Linked DNA regions of Homo sapiens: all the other regions are linked to region 1. A link is an interaction called in ENCODE POLR2A ChIA-PET data of the cell type or tissue named here. Cell type or tissue: MCF 10A. All regions are shown on one strand.

Region 1 (2,500 bases):
TAAGACAGGGTCTCACTATGTTACCCAGGCTGGAGTGCAGTGGCTATTCACAGGTGTGACCATAGCTCACTGGAGCCTCAAACTCCTGGACTCAAGCAACCCTCCCGAGCAGCCAGGGCTATAGGCACGTGCCACCAAGCCTGCCTACACTTGTGGATTTTATAAAGTACTCTCTACATTTCTTTCCCTAGAAAAAAATATTACCACCCTTTAGATTCTAATTCTAAAGTGCTACATCTAATACCTCTAACATAAGTAAAGTCTCATTTTAAAGCATGTCCAATGAATAAATTTGCTTCTACTGCCTTTGCATATGCTAAGATTTTGATGGAGGAAAAAAAAAGTACCTGAAAGCAGCTTTCATGGAACCCAGCTATAAAGCTCCACAAACCCCATTTTTCCAGTGAGCTCACAGATAGTACCCTGTGCCCTATGTCAGCTTAGGGCAGCAGTTAGAGGCCTTTACCAACAGAAAAGAAAAAGCCTAGCTTGCTTCTAAGGCTACATACATCCAGATCTGTTCCACCAAAATCAAATCTGTGGCAAGGAGGTCCATGGCTACAGATTCTTCTGCTATGAGGCACCCAGGGAAATAGTCCAGAGGTCTGAATTGCAAACAAAATAATTTTAACTAATATAAAAAAGACCATCTGTTCAGTAACTAATTCCCTTGAGGACATGATATGGAAGTCAACTATCCAGCTTCCACCTTTACATAGTATATAAATGAGAAGAGAAAAGCGAGCAGGTTGGGTGCAGTGGCTCACGTCTGTATCTTAACACTTTTGGATTATTTGAGCCTGCCCAGGAGTTAGAGACCAGCCTGGGCAAAACAGTAAAACCCCATCTTTACAAAAAAAAACAAAAAACAAACAAAAAAACAATAATAATAATAATAATAATAATAATAATTAGTCTGGAGTGGTGGTGTGCGCCTATAGTCCCAGCTACTTGGGACGCTGAGGTGGGAGGATCACTTGATTGCGCCACTGCACTCCAGCCTGGGACAAAGCAAGACTGTCCAAAAAAAAAAAAAAAAAAAAAAAAACAGAAAGAAAAAGAGAATGAATGTTAAAATGTAGGCAGAGGCATGAAAAATAGAAAAGAAAGTCAGCTTGCAGAGCCAAGTTTATATCTTACCCCACCCTGATGTGGTTGGCCAACAGCTGATAGAGGGCTTTTCGGTAAAGTAGGTAGAAACAAACCCCACCAACCCTCAGGTTACCAGGCAATGTGCCACCATGTTATTAAAGCCATCATGGTGAGAGTTCCTGGGCAGGCAGCCCGCTGGAATGCTGAGTCATCTGTTCCCCCGCTCACAGCTGGCCCTCCTCCCCAGCACATGCTCTGCCCACAAGCACACTCTTTGGGGAATGCATTAGGAAGCAGCTACCTGAATGTATCCTGAAAATCACAGACAAGGCACTAAACACACACCCATTGGAGCCTGTTCTGTCACAACTCAAGCCAGAGTGCAGGCATAAATCACTGCCGTTTCTGGAAAGAGCACAGGCACACCTTGCACTCAGCTCTCTAGAGGCCTTAGCTAAATGCTGTTTAGATTATTTTTAAAAAATGTGGTTTTGACTGGTTCAGGATTTAAAAGAGTTAACAAACATCATATGAGCAGAAGGCACAATGGAATGAGTGTGTACACTCTGGGGTAGACAGCTCTACTACTGGAAGGCCACATGCCTCTCTGGGCAACTGTTTTCTTATCTTTGAACTGAGATGCTTTCCACAGTTGGCTTCAGGGAAAGCATCTAAGACTGGAGTCACAACAGAGTATTCACGCATGGGGCAAGGGGTGGGGACGCTAAAGCTGAACTTTGCCTTTAGTTAAAATTACCCTTGAAACTTCTTTCTTCACACTGGAGAACATGCGTCTCTCAGTGAAGCCAACACAGCTGGTTTTTCCTCCAGGGTCAGAACACACTACTGTTTCTCCTCTAGGACATCAGAGGAAGACGATGGCTTGCATGTGAGCACCATGTTATTAAACACACATGTACACACATGTGTGAACACACATGGTTTATAACCAGCAGGAAGCTTGCTACAAGAAGAGTGTGAAAGTTGATATTCACAAGGAAGGGGCAGAATCTACATCTCCCATTTCATCTCCAACTCACTGGGATAAGGATAAATACTTTTGCTGAGTGAAGTGACAAGCAAAACCAGTCTCACACCCTAAAAAATAATTAGCCACATCAAGTACATTTGAATTCACACAAGTTTCAAAATGTTATGATGTAACTCTACTTGGTACCTAGCAAATATACGATCTAAGCCTCTGTGCCTGTCCTCTGGTCACATGTACCCAAGCTAGTTCTCTGAAGACAAGGAAGGTGTTTTAGCTATTCTATACCTCCAGTGATATTTCTTCAGGAGAGAACAGCTAATACAGCTACTTCTCTCTGCTTCCGAACAGCCCTGGGCTTGCAATTACTACAAGCCACTGAAGAACCACGGCTTAACTTCTTAGGGCATGGATTTTACC
Region 2 (2,500 bases), 190 kb before region 1:
TCCTTTAATTTTGATTGTGGAGCAAATACAGCTATTTTAGCCATGAGGATAAAAATGAGTGCAGTGAAAAGTTAAGGCAAACTTGGTACTTAAAATCACTCACCAGAATAAAGTGCGTGTACAAACAAAACATTGCTGATCAGTTACTTTAAGCAGGCATTTTCTTTCTCGCCTGAGCACCCCAAACACAGAAAAATGTAGAGTTCTTTTTGCTTCTTGTATCTGGAGCAGGTGAAAATAAACCCTGACGCTCACAAACATGATATAAACAACATACTTTTCAGGCCTAGTAGCCAAGCCGACTTTTCAGGGAAAGAGATGGACGTTGAAAGAATTTAGGAGTGGACTTGGGGTTCCCTCCATCACCCCATGCCCAGCTGACCCCTTCTGCCCTTCTCATGACCTCTTTTCAAAGCAGCCAGTGTTCAGATGCTGCCTTTCCAGCGTCCCCAGTTGTAGGGGACATATGCACATATTTACCAAGCTTTAAAATAAGGTTTCTGATTTTATATCATCCGTCTGAGTTTACGGAACCACAAAGCAAACTTCTTTCTCCGTGTCCCTGAAATGCTGCCCCACTGCAGCAAAGGGGACTTCGCCTGGGCAGGGAGAGGAGTTAGTGGCTGGTTGCGCCTAAGGTTAGCTGTGCGGTGTGGTATGACAGTTTTCTCAGAGATGTGCAAAAATCTAGGCTCTCTTGCTGGAATCGTGTGAGATCAGTGCTGGGCCTGTTGGCATTGGCATTTGTGCCCAAGACAGCCCAGACCTCTGCCAGCCGAGGCCCAGATGTGGCCTCAGAGCCACTACTGGTGCCCAGACAAGTCCAGACAGGTGCCTGGGGGTCTTTCCTCCCGAGACGAAGCCTGCAGCAGTTCAGCCAGAAGATGGGGTATTTGGCTCTCAAAGTCAGCCTCCCCAGAGACTCTGCAGGGTTTAATAGCCTGGTGACCCTGTGGGCTCTGGCGAGGGCAGAACCCCACTTTGCTTTCCAAATGCTCAAAGGGGAACAGATGAGGCTATCCCACAGGCTCAGAGCAAATCTGTCCTGTGTGAGTGCAAACGTGGTTCTAGAAGATTCAGAGGCAAAGCTGAGCTTTTGCAGCCCAGCCCCAAGCCCTTGCTCTCGAGCACCAGGGCTGCGATCCTTCGACTTGGGGTGGGCCTAGGAGGCGTAGCTCCCAGCCAGCAAGACAACACATAACACATCTGAGTTACCGTGCATGTGTTTGCTGGTCTCTTCTCCAGCTCCGTGAGGCCTCCCACCTGGGAGCTGAGCCTTTTGCTTTGATCAGGCTGGGAGGAAAACCTAGGCCAGGAAGGGCCGGGCTGCAGGCTGGAAGTGGAAAGAAGTGGGCCAGGTGGACAGAAAAAGGGGCCACCAACTAAGCCACCTTGGGGGTCGGCCCAGAGTGAGAACTGGGCTGGCATTCTGGGTTCAAACACACAAGAAAACTGTCTGCAGCCTCTCTGCCCTGGCACCAACATGTGCCTGCTCCAGGAAGTTGCACCCAGCCCTGAGTCAGCCAAACCCGTGGGACTCCCATTTGGCCCCAGTAACTGGACTCCAGGCTACCAAAGGCCTCGTGGGTTCTCGATCGTATCTTAGAATGGCGTTAAAAGGTCCAGACCCGGCACCTGTAGGCCATGCCGTATTTAGCCCTAGGTTCACCCGGAGAATATTTTAGGTGCTACTTGAAAGAAGAGATCTGGGCCCTAGTTGCCGGCTGTCACATGGCAAGGGTAGAATCGCTCCCTCACAGACCTGGCCGAGATGGCCGGGTGCTCACTGGTACAGGTGCCCAGAGTCCCTGCCAGAGCTTCGGGGCCATGCGACGGGTGCCAAGGAGCCAGCTAGCGACTGGGGCGTCGGTTCTGTGTGGGGATGCCTTTTCACCCCGTTCTCAATCTGAAGGCAGTGAATCCACTTCCATTCACAGAACTCACAGAGGCCTCTCCTCTCTGAGATGGCCCAGTGTGATATCCCAGGCTGCGTAGTAAGCTCCTCCTCTGGTGTCAGCCATGTGGAGGGGTTAACCCTTTCCTGGCTCTGAGGGTGCTGGCTGGCACAGGGGGCACCCACCTGCAGGGCCTCAAAGGTTATATGCCTTGGGGAAGACACCCTGAACTCCTTAGTCCTCAGATCTTAGTGGCTGAACCAAGAGATGGCACCTGGGACCTTAGCAGTAAAACCCGTCCCCTTTTTTTTGAGACAGTGTCTTACTCTGTTGCCCAGGCTGGAGTGCAGTGGTGAGCACAGCTCACTGCAGCCTGAACTTCCTAGGCTCAAGCCTCATCCTCCTGAGTAGCTGGGACTACAAGCACACACCACCACACCTGGCTATTTTTTGCAGAGACTTGGGGGGGGTCTCACTGTGTTGCCCAGGCTGTTCTCAAACTCCTGGCCTCAAGCAGTCCTCCCACTTTGGCCTCCCAAAGTGCAGGGATTACAGGCGTGAGCCCCCACGCCAGCCGGTTTGCCCCTTTTGCACCACCAGCGATA
Region 3 (2,500 bases), 62 kb after region 1:
CTGAGCCTGAGAGGTGGAGGTTGCAGTGAGCCTGGGGGTCAGAGCGGGACTCTGTCTCGAAAAAAAAAAAAAAAAAAACTATGAATAAAAAAAAGAAAAACATAAAACTATTAAATACCAAGGACTACCTCAAAATCCAGAAGGCAGTAACATAAGCCTTCTACCACTCCTTGAAACCAGGAGGCCAAACTGTAGCATGCAACTAGGTTCTCTGCAAGAGATAAATTGGGTGAAATTACTGCTGACAGCTACCACTCTTGTTTTTAAGTAGATTTAAAAAAAAAAAAAAAATTACTCAAACTACTCTCTTGGCAACTCATTAGCAAAAGTCTAACCTGTTTCTGTGAATTGGCCACAAATTAAGCTTTAGCCACTAATGCAGCACTAAAGATTAGCAAACACTTGAGGGAGTAACACACACAATACAAAAGAATCAGACACCTCTAACATTAGCAAAATCCTCCACCCTTACCACAAAGCTTCAGACACAGATTATGTTAAGTACAAGCACAGATCAAAGGTTATTCTATGATGACACAATGGCTTGCCTTGGACTGTGGCTTATCTAAGCCATTCCCTAGTAGTCCGGTGAATATTAAGTGGGTTGCAAAACAATGCTGCTATTAACCCATTTCACGCAGCTATGCTCAAGAAAACGAAGTATGATATTCAAAAATGCATGCAAGCAGTCCTAAAGGTGATTCAGGAATACTTTGGATGGAGACTCAAACCTCTGAGAACTGAAAAGATCATTATAGTTCTTTCAAATTCTACATTACCAAATCTATCTACAAAATCACAGATTTGATTCACAAAGGAAAGGAAATACTTAGTTTTGCTCCTGAGGCAGCAGGCTTTCCAGTCCTAAAACTGATGGCAGAGGAGGAGCGTGAATCAGACAGGCGGCCACTTTAAGAAGCAGTTAGCAAAAAATGGTCACGCCTAGTGTTGGAGCCAGTGCAGTGCAAGGCAAGCATGTACTGACAAGAGCTCCAGCCACGAAGGAAGGTTGTGAGTGTACCATGACAGATCTGGCTGGCAGGCCACTGAAGGCTGTCTACATGATGCTGACCACGAGTTTTAATGTGTTTGAAAATTCCTTTGTGTGTGTGTGTGTGTGTGTGTGTGTGTGTGTGTGTGTGTGTGTGTATATAATTCTTTTAAGTTCTGGGATACATGTGCAGGACACGCAGGTTAAATATGTATCTTTTAAATTGAGACAGGGTCTATGTTGCCCAAGCAAGACTCAAACTCAGTCTCAAGTGATCCTCCCACCTCAGCCTCATAAATGGCTGGAATGACAGGTGCACACCACCGCACCTGGCTTTTTTTTTTTTTTTAGTTATACAATTATATAACTAGTATAATCTCAATCAGCAAATGAGGAACACTGATCTCAATTAGTAAATGAAATAGACACAGAACACAAACTAGCAGGAAATTCTCTAAGAGGACAGCTTTTTTTCTTCTGGGCTGAGGAATTATGAGTGGGATTTTTGTGTTTTAAAAAGAAAAAAAAATTAAGGACAAAAATTCCTAACTAAAGTAACATTTATCATGGCCTGTTCAGCCTCAGTTGATCCTCTCCTGTCTGGAAGTTATCGGTCCCCCTGTACTGAGAATGGGAGGCAGATTCTTCCAAGTTTAGCCACTTGCCCTTGGCCACCATGGAGGCCGACCCTAAGCTTCCCACTACCCGCCCTACACACGCAGGCCCTGTTCTCTCTCTCCCACGTGGCTTTTAACCTGAGCTGTCTCCATAGCCTCCCTGTGAAATGGTAAGCCTAGAGTACCAGCGGGAGCAGCTAGGGACAAGGGTTTTCATCCTAAACCACTAGTCAAAGCCCTTGTGTATATAAGAGAAGCAAGTGTAAGCAAGTGCTCAGGATACAACATCCCAGAAACATTTTTTTATAATACTCAAAGGGCTGATTAACTTATAGCTTCACGTGATGGCGTGGAGCCCTGATACAAAAAATGAGGTTGCTGTCTGAGGAAGAGCTTTGGGTAGAGCGAATTTTCAAGGCAACAGGAACAACACGCAGTGAAGAGAGCCATGTGGCCGGAGATCAAAAGGACAACCTTCCCACGACTGTAGTGCAAAGCAAGCTGCTACCTGGGCATGGGGCTTGCCAGGCACACCTGCTCCCACACACCGTGATCACCATCAGGAAAACGAGTGAATCAGCATCTCAGGGTGAGGCGAGGCCTCAGAGGTGTAGGGACACAGAGGTTTAGTTTGCATAATGACACACACACAGGCCTGGATGATCTAGACAGACTTCTAATGTCATGACATGTGTTAATAAAGAAGAACAGAGTTTATTCTGGTCTCTCTTCCTAGCAAAAGGAAAAACCTCAAGCCCCCAAACTCTTTATCCTTCCTCCTAAGAACTCAGTATTTTCACTCCCCGAGTGAAAAATTTGCATTCGTGTCCATCTGCTTTCTGCTTCTCTCAAGACTACACTTCCGATTTCTCAAAAAAGAGATTTCCAAGTA

Evidence for each region. Peaks named below come from ENCODE experiments on the same cell type or tissue, not always from the same donor. Only the 100,000 strongest peaks of a DNase experiment are listed, where the experiment ranks them.
Region 2: POLR2A ChIA-PET joins it to region 1 with 23 read pairs; 7 of 35 experiments call an interaction of 5 or more read pairs at or near these places.
Region 3: POLR2A ChIA-PET joins it to region 1 with 12 read pairs; 5 of 35 experiments call an interaction of 5 or more read pairs at or near these places.

What each region holds. Positions count from the first base shown.
Region 1 is chr16:14,500,413-14,502,912 of GRCh38, forward strand. All of the region lies in intron 21 of PARN (poly(A)-specific ribonuclease), which reads right to left. Among named protein-coding and RNA genes, the nearest start is that of LINC03107, 73 kb to the left of the region's middle. RefSeq lists enhancers at 1,140-1,434, 1,160-1,454. In MCF 10A, no CTCF peak of the experiment used is centred here; a DNase peak (open chromatin) is centred at 1,289.
Region 2 is chr16:14,306,310-14,308,809 of GRCh38, forward strand. All of the region lies in intron 1 of MIR193BHG (MIR193b-365a host gene), which reads left to right. Among named protein-coding and RNA genes, the nearest start is that of MIR365A, 1.7 kb to the right of the region's middle. RefSeq lists enhancers at 161-846, 847-1,531, 2,327-2,376. In MCF 10A, no CTCF peak of the experiment used is centred here; a DNase peak (open chromatin) is centred at 1,532.
Region 3 is chr16:14,562,375-14,564,874 of GRCh38, forward strand. The region is part of intron 18 of PARN (poly(A)-specific ribonuclease); the gene reads right to left. Among named protein-coding and RNA genes, the nearest start is that of PARN, 67 kb to the right of the region's middle. In MCF 10A, a CTCF peak has its summit at 957; a DNase peak (open chromatin) is centred at 957.